2 separate regions of the Homo sapiens genome follow, and region 1 is linked to region 2. Evidence: chromatin contacts called from ENCODE Hi-C or POLR2A ChIA-PET data. All regions are on one chromosome and are shown on one strand. The core of a region is the stretch at or near the end of the contact, and the rest is flanking DNA. Distances in the headings are between cores, read along the strand shown. Region 1 holds the start of ZBTB7C (zinc finger and BTB domain containing 7C). Region 2 overlaps ZBTB7C (zinc finger and BTB domain containing 7C).

Region 1 (3,429 bases), core at 734-3,233, 110 kb after region 2:
CAGTCCTGGTTTTTTTAAGCCAAGGGCACGGGACGGGAAATATACCACATTCGCTGGCAAGCATGGATTTAGAAAGTACCAGATAAAGAGGCCATGATGGGCTTGGGGTGTGGGGGTGGCATTTCTGATCTCAAGCCCTACCAGGCCTTGCCCAGGGAAGTCTCTCCACCCTTGCCTGGAAGGCTGATGTCATTTCTAGTCTCACTGGGCCTCTAGCCACTGTAGCAGGTCACTTTCCTTCCTTGGGCCTGAGTTTGCTCATCTGTAAAATGAGTGCTCCTAATATCTCTAGGGTCTCTTTCAACTTCAAAATCCTATGACCTTCTATAAAGCAAAGGGCATGCTTTTTGCTCATGTACTTGTGGGGGCAGGGAGCGGGAGCCACCGGACCAAGGAGAATGAAGGACTGAGAGTTTCCACCTCTCACGCAGTTTTGTACCTAGTTTCAACACCCGGGTATCTGGCCCGCTCTGGGAATAATGATTTCTTTCAGCCCAGGACGACCTACCGAGGTGTTTCTACCTCGCTGCCCTGGATTCCTCAACCCCGCCAATGAAGAACAGGGCCAAGCCACCGGACTTCTCGGAGCCTCTCTCCCAGGTCTGGGCACAGTATATCTTCTTTTAAGGGGTCTTCCCTTCCCACTCCCACTCCTCTTTCTGTCCTAGAAGCACCAGAAACTCCGGCTCTAGCCTTGCGCATGGTCCAGCGAGACTTCCCATACAGGCAGCGCACGCCACCCACCCCCAGCTCCCCTCGGCCTTGCGCCCGCGCCGCGGAAGGTTGGGTACCAGCCTCCACAGCTTTGCAGATTGCAAAGATAACGGGAGCTGCCGCTTCGCTTTTCTTTGGCTCCTCCTGGCCTTCATCCTAGTAAAACCAGACAAGCAACCGGAAAAACAAAGCAGCACAGCGGCCAGAGACAATTCGCTTTCAACGGAGCAAGAGACGTACACACCTTGAGAGAAGACGCACGCAGTTCCCGTGCGTGTCGCTGGGAACAGACCTCGCACTACCCCGCGCGGCGACAGGCACCGGGCCAGGCTCGGCTTCACTTGTCCGAGGCTTGGAGGAACTGTGTGCGTGCGCCCATTTCCCCCAGCTTCCCGACTTGACAGCAGCAAGGATCTTTGAGTCCTGCATGAGCGACACCTCGGGCAAGGACTGTACTCTGCTCAGATCTCATCGAGAGGTGCTGGATCCCAGCCTTTCCAGCTCATTTTCCAATTTTCAAGAAAAGACAGCGCGAAGTGAGACTGCAAAAGTCCCAGGAAAACGTCACTCACCAAAACGCTCCCGCGCCTTCCAGGCAGAAGTGCGGTAAAACTTTTGGCAGAAACCACCTGTGGCTGCCGACGGGCCCGCCCCGCTCGGGCCCGCAGGCGCCGCCGAGCCCCGGGCCGCACGCGCCCGCAGAAGTTCCTTTCCAGCCCCGCGCGCCACTTCGCTCCGGGCCGCGGTGCCAGCCAGGAGGCGCGGCGCCCGCTCGCTGGCTCGCTCTCCGCTGGCTCTCCCCTCCCTCCTTCCCTCCCTCCCTCCTCCCGCCTCCTCCGTTGCATGGCTGCCGCACGGAGCCCCTGAATAGCCACCGCAGCCCCCCGCCTCCTGCCCACCGCGCGGAGGGCGCCCCTGCTCCAGCCGGCGCCCCAAGGCGCGCGGACCGCCGGCCTCCTAGCAACGGCCCCCGCAATCGCTTTCCGGCGCAGCCCAAGCAAAGCCACCCGCCCGCCGCCCCGCGACCTCCCGAACTGCCTCGGCTGCCGAGGTGCTGTGGAGATCGCGACCCCGGCAGCCGGCGCCCGAGCCCGGCGCGCGAAGCCGCTCACCTCCGCGCGCCGCCGGCCCTGCGCGCCTCCCGCACTTGGCTCCGGGACGCAGTCCTGGCGTCCTCCTTCGCCGCCGGTGTCCGCCGGTCCCTGCGCGCCCGAGCCTCGCCGGCCGCGCCGCTGTCAGAGTCTCGTGGCGGGGCTGCGCCGGCGGGTATGGAGCTGAGCGGCGGCAGCGGGCGAGCGGGCAGCTCCTCCCTCCCCGCGCCGCGCCTCCGCCCTCCCCGCGCCCCGCCTCCCGCGCCGCGGCTGTCAGCCCCGCGCCCCGCGCCCCGCGCCCGCGCCGCCGGCTCGGGGGGCGCACAGGGCTAAAGGGCCCGGATGTGTGCGGTCGCCTGTCGCTCGCGCCCGCCCCCTCCCCGCCGCGCGGCACATGCACTTGCTGCGCCGCAGCCCCCGCCCGGCTCCGCTAATTTCTATTTTGACAGTAACTGTGGCGAGTGGGCGGCGCGGCGGGGGGCGCCCGGGACTGGCGGAGGCTGCGGGCGGGAGTCAGGACCCGACGCGGAGGCGGAGTGGGGGGGCCGGGCACCGCCACCAACCGCTCGGGGCTCCGCGTCTTTTCTCTTTCTTTCCTTTTTTCTCTCTGCCTCCTCCAGGATTTAAAGGGACAGCCCCGGCAGAGGCGAGGGGGCCAGGCGGCCGCCGTTTCTCCGGTCTCCTGACGCCCTCTGCGGCCCGGCCGGACCCGCCCGCACCCCCAGCGCAGGCTTGGGACCGCCGGGTATTTTTAGGTCCACACCCGACCCGGGGCAGCGGTGCGGCAGAGATGGGCTCTGCCGACCCGGGGCAGCGGTGCGGCAGAGATGGGCTCTGCCGCCCCGGCGCACGGCTATTTTTACAGAGTCCGATGGGGGAGGAAATAAAACAACTCGGCAACTGCTTTTCTACCCGAAAGTCGGGAGCAAGGAGTGGGGGCGAGAAGTTAAGTTTCCCAAATGCTCTCGGCACTCCAGCGAGCGCACCAAGACGCCTAGCCAGCACCTGAAACCGCAAGCTTGCCGCACCCCGGGGCGCCGAATCTCAGCGGGCAATCGCGCTCGGCGGCGCTGCGGCCCGGAGTCCCCACCCCTCTGGAGCCTTGGGCCCCGCACTCCGCACCCCACACGCCGGGGAGCAGCCGCTGGCCGCCCGTCACTCCCCGGGTCGGCCTGGAAGGCGGCCTTCCGAAGCGTCCAATCACCGCGCAACAATGCCAACGGGCGGGCCCGGGGAGGGCTTGTCCCCGCCCCGTCCCGCCGGGCCCCGCCCCCTCGGAGTCTGTCGGGGCAGGAGAATCTCGCTGGGACGCCGAGTGCTCAGCGGTGCTGGAAGCCACGAAGGGCCAGTGCGAGGGGAGGAGGAAGGGTCCTGGCCCTGGAGAGGGCGTGAGCGTTCTCGGGCGAGGCGACACTTGGGCAGATGTTCCCTCCAGCTACGGGCCGGGGAAACTCGAGCTGGCTTTGCCTCCTACCTTTTTGCAGTCCACCCCTCTGCGCTCCAGACAGACATAGGAACCCTCGCCCTCCTTGGTAGTACATCGGAGGCAGCACCCTCGCACGTCAGCGGGTCCTCTCCGGGGCTCCTCCCTCAGAAGCGGGAAAGTTTGTCGTCCTCAAACTCC
Region 2 (3,679 bases), core at 450-2,949:
AGCCATTCCTCAATACCTGGGTATGACAAGAAAAGCTAGATTTGATTCAGGAGCTGGAAAGGAGTCCATGGAGTGGTATGGAAAACAGCAAGGTGAGAAAAAGAAAGCTCCTTCATGCTCTCACCCATTGAGCCCAGCTCCCAGCATAAAGCATTGAAATCTACTACTATTACTGCTGCTGCTATTCATTGAGCCCTCACTCGGTGGCAAGCACTGTGGTGACACCCCCACCCCTGCCATGGTCAGCTTTGCTTATCTCTCACTCCCTTAGAATATCAGCTCCTTGAGACAGGAACTGTGTCTCACTCAGCATTACAGCTTCTGCATTGGCACAATGTCCGGCCCACCAGAAATACTCAACAAACATTTGATAAACAAGTGCTCTAAACCACTGTCTTAGTCCGTGTGGGCTGCCATAACAAAAATACCATAGACTGGGTGGCTTCAAAACTAGAAATGTATTGCTCCCAGTTCTGAAGGCTGGGAAGCCCAGGATCAAGCTGCTGGCTGATTTCCGTTACTGCTCATGTCCTCACTTGGCCTTCCTCACTGCATGCACACAAAGAGATGTCTCCAGTCTGTTCCTCTTTTTACAAGAACATTCATGAGCACCCTACCCTAATGACCTCATCTGACTCTATTCACCTCTCAAATGCTCCATCCCCAAATATCATCACATTAGGAATTAGGGTTTCAACATAGGAATTTTGAGGGGACATAAACGTTTAAACATTCAGGCCACGGCACCCATAAATCATCGTCTGGCACTTAGTATTGTTTGCAGCATCTCCCACCCAATTCCCTTCTCTTTTTGACACAATTTAAATCTGGGGGAGATACTAATAAACTTCAAAATGGCTCCCCAAATAGGCGCGATGGTAATTAGAATAAAAGCAGTCCAAAGACTGAACAGACCAAGTATAAATCATCAAAGAAGAAGAGTGTAGAACTGGACCAAAAATGGGGGTAAGAGAATCCTCTCCCCTCATCCCTATGAGGCACAGGCTTAAACTCTAGTAGTCTCAGTCACTTCGGTCCAGAACATTAGCACACTTTTCAACCTTTAAGAAAAAAAAATATAAATAAAGACAGGGTCTTGCTATATTGGCCAGGCTGGTCTCAAATTCCTGGCCTCAAGCAATCCTCCAGCCTAAGCCTCTCAAAGTGCTGGTATTACCAGCATGAGCCACGATGCCCAGCCTTTCAACCTTTTGTTTAAACTTCACCTAGAACAATGAAATGAACAAGCTGGAGATCAGGCCCGCTGTGGCCGTGTTTCTTGGGTGAGGTGCTGGAGCTTGGGCCTGGGCCTGCTATGGCCACCGTGGGAGTCATTAGCACGAATGCGGTGTTTACCTCCCTGGGGAAGGGCAAGCAAGCTGCTGGCGTGGTTCAGCATGCACCTTCCCCTGGGAGCCCGGAGAGCACATTAGCAGAGGCTTGGAGAGGGGACTAGGCAATCAGCAGGTGCGTGTGCACATGCCAGCCTGGAATTTGAAATTAATCACCTGCGGAAGGCACAATGGGCAGATGGGAGGGAGTTGTGGGAAAGGCGTTGAACCAGCAGCCGAAGCAGCTACTAAATTTAGCCTGGTCCCCAAAGCAGGGCTTAATTAAATTAATCCTGCACACCCCCACCCCCACTCCCAGGCCCCGTTCCTAGGTGAGTTTTTTTCTGTTTCTAGCTTGGCTCCCATTATAACACAAGCCTCCAAATGTTGATCCCCTTGACAGGTGCCCCAGGCCAGCTCCTCTGGTGCCAGTGCTGGGAAGGAAGTGCAATTCCCAGCTGTCCCTGCCGCTCCTACAATGCTGGGTGCAGCCCAGAGCGAGGCCATTTGTGAGGATTTGCCAGGCTCTCTAGCAGCTGAGATGGACCTGGCGCTCAGCTGCCCTCCACCCACACGGTAAGGTCCCCACATCAGGGCATGCCTGCTGTTGACCTGCCCCCCACCCCTCCCTTCCTGGTCACTGCTTGTCCCCACACAGAGGGCTTCACCCCTCCCCCAACACCAGCAGGACAGTTATTCCAGCTGATCTCATGCAGCCCCAGGGCTGTGGCAGGGAAGGCTATCTTGGCTCCATGAGTCAGCTAAGTGAGTTATTAGTTCCCAAAATTTTAATCTGTACCTTCCCTGAATCTGCTGCCCTGCCACTTGGCCTCCTCTTTTTCATTTATACAACTTCAGCAACTGAATAGGAATTAGGAACCGTGAGCTCTGATTTCTGCCTACTGCAAGCTGGCTGCAGTACACTGGAGAGAATATTTCCCTGCTTGGGGCATCCTGCTTCTGCTTGAAAAATAGGAGGTGAGAGGGCACACACCAGGCCTGGGCATGAAAGTCAGTGCCACTCAGGAAGCTTTCTGACTGCACTTGCCTGTCTCTTTCCCCTCCACAGGGGAGAAGCCCAGGCCTCAATTTCTGTACACATCAGCATTGCCTGCAAGTAACGTCTTGTTAAACACAGAGCACCCAGCCATGCCCCGGAGTCTTCGGTAGGTCCAGGGTGGGCCTGGGAATATGCATTCTGATGAGTCCCCAGGTAAAGCTGCTGTGGCCCAGGGGCCACATTTCAGAACTGAGGCTCCAGATATCTCTAACACCATTCCGTGGGGCTTGCACAGATGATGTTTCTAGCTTACTCAGCATGATTTTGTGGAGGTGGAGGTAGCAGTCCCTGGTGGCCTCTTCGTGGGGTGCTCCTTCCAGAATGTTTCCTCTGCGTCATGTGAGGAAGGCGGGATCCAGTGGCGTTGGGCGCTAGAAGCCTCTCCCTTCCCCGGCAGACCCAGAACGCCTGGCCTTCTAGGACCCAAGCCCAAGAGGACTCAGGCTAAGATTGTTTTTAGCTGAGGAAGTCAGGCACAATTGACCCACCCGCTGCCACACACAAGCAACTCTTGGTGGTCAAATTCAATTCAACAAAACTTTACAAAGCTCATTTTACTGGCCTGGCTCACTTTGGGGCTGAAATGGTTTCAGAGGCCTAGAGCAGCCTGGAATTCACAAGGAGCTGAAACTCTAGGTGGCAGGCCTGAGCCAACGCAGCTGAAAGAGCCCCTCACTGTCCGCATTGGCTTCTCCTCCTCCCTCAGCCCAGCAGCAGCAGGAGGGGGGCAGTCGCAGGCGAGTGGGGAAGAGATAGGGGTCAGGTGGGGGACCCATCCCAAAGACACAAAGACATATCTTCCAAGTATCTGAACAATCCTAGGACGGAGTTTTGCATTGGCCCAATTAGAGACTGGCTAGGATCCCGGGCTCGGTCATCTCCATAGCATAAATCCCTCCCTTCCACTGGTACCTCACAGTCAGTGTCCAACAGGGGAGCTACCTCCAAGCCAGAGAGTTCCCTCCTGGGGCTGCACCTCCCCCTGAAGATGGCCCGTGGCCTGGGCCTCACCAACCACCTGCCATGCCCATGCGCCTTGGTCTCAGCACCTGCCCAACCTCTCACCACCCCCCACCACCTGCTCAGGCCCCCTGGATGGCTGCCAGGCAGGCCTGGGCTGCTCCCCATGCAGGATGGGGAGGGGGCATCCCATGGAACCCTGTGCCAGGCAGGGTGGCAGCCTCCTCCTCTAGGCTCCCTTTCTGTGCCCTCAGAAATCTGCTCTCAGAAAGGGCTCCTCACTCGGGAGCCTCTAGTGGTCCCCGCTAACCCTCACCACCAAGCCTAA

The links. A loop is a pair of places that touch in the nucleus more often than their neighbours do. ChIA-PET counts read pairs that join two places held with the same protein, here RNA polymerase II (POLR2A). Pooled maps may share reads with other maps.
Region 1: a loop to region 2 is called in a map of psoas muscle, with 2.6 times the contacts of the local background. The contact joins the promoter of ZBTB7C here to the enhancer-like site in region 2. A Hi-C loop is called at or near these places in 3 of 168 maps with a recorded cell type or tissue (dorsolateral prefrontal cortex, gastrocnemius medialis and psoas muscle) and 7 of 50 pooled maps. POLR2A ChIA-PET finds 5 or more read pairs at or near these places in 3 of 52 experiments (H1, HEK293 and IMR-90).

What each region holds. Positions count from the first base shown.
Region 1 is chr18:48,407,400-48,410,828 of GRCh38, forward strand. It overlaps ZBTB7C (zinc finger and BTB domain containing 7C), which reads right to left and starts at 1,984. Exons shown (of 5, transcript NM_001318841.2): 1 at 1,827-1,984. RefSeq lists enhancers at 265-884, 885-1,502 and a silencer at 2,773-3,152.
Region 2 is chr18:48,292,717-48,296,395 of GRCh38, forward strand. The region is part of intron 2 of ZBTB7C (zinc finger and BTB domain containing 7C); the gene reads right to left. Among named protein-coding and RNA genes, the nearest start is that of ZBTB7C-AS2, 42 kb to the left of the region's middle. RefSeq lists enhancers at 826-1,609, 1,862-2,156, 3,176-3,679. Within about 2 kb of position 1,700, at least 7 of the 41 ENCODE cell types and tissues checked have a DNase peak (open chromatin) inside an H3K27ac peak, as active enhancers do; they include gastrocnemius medialis and psoas muscle, where a contact is called at or near this core.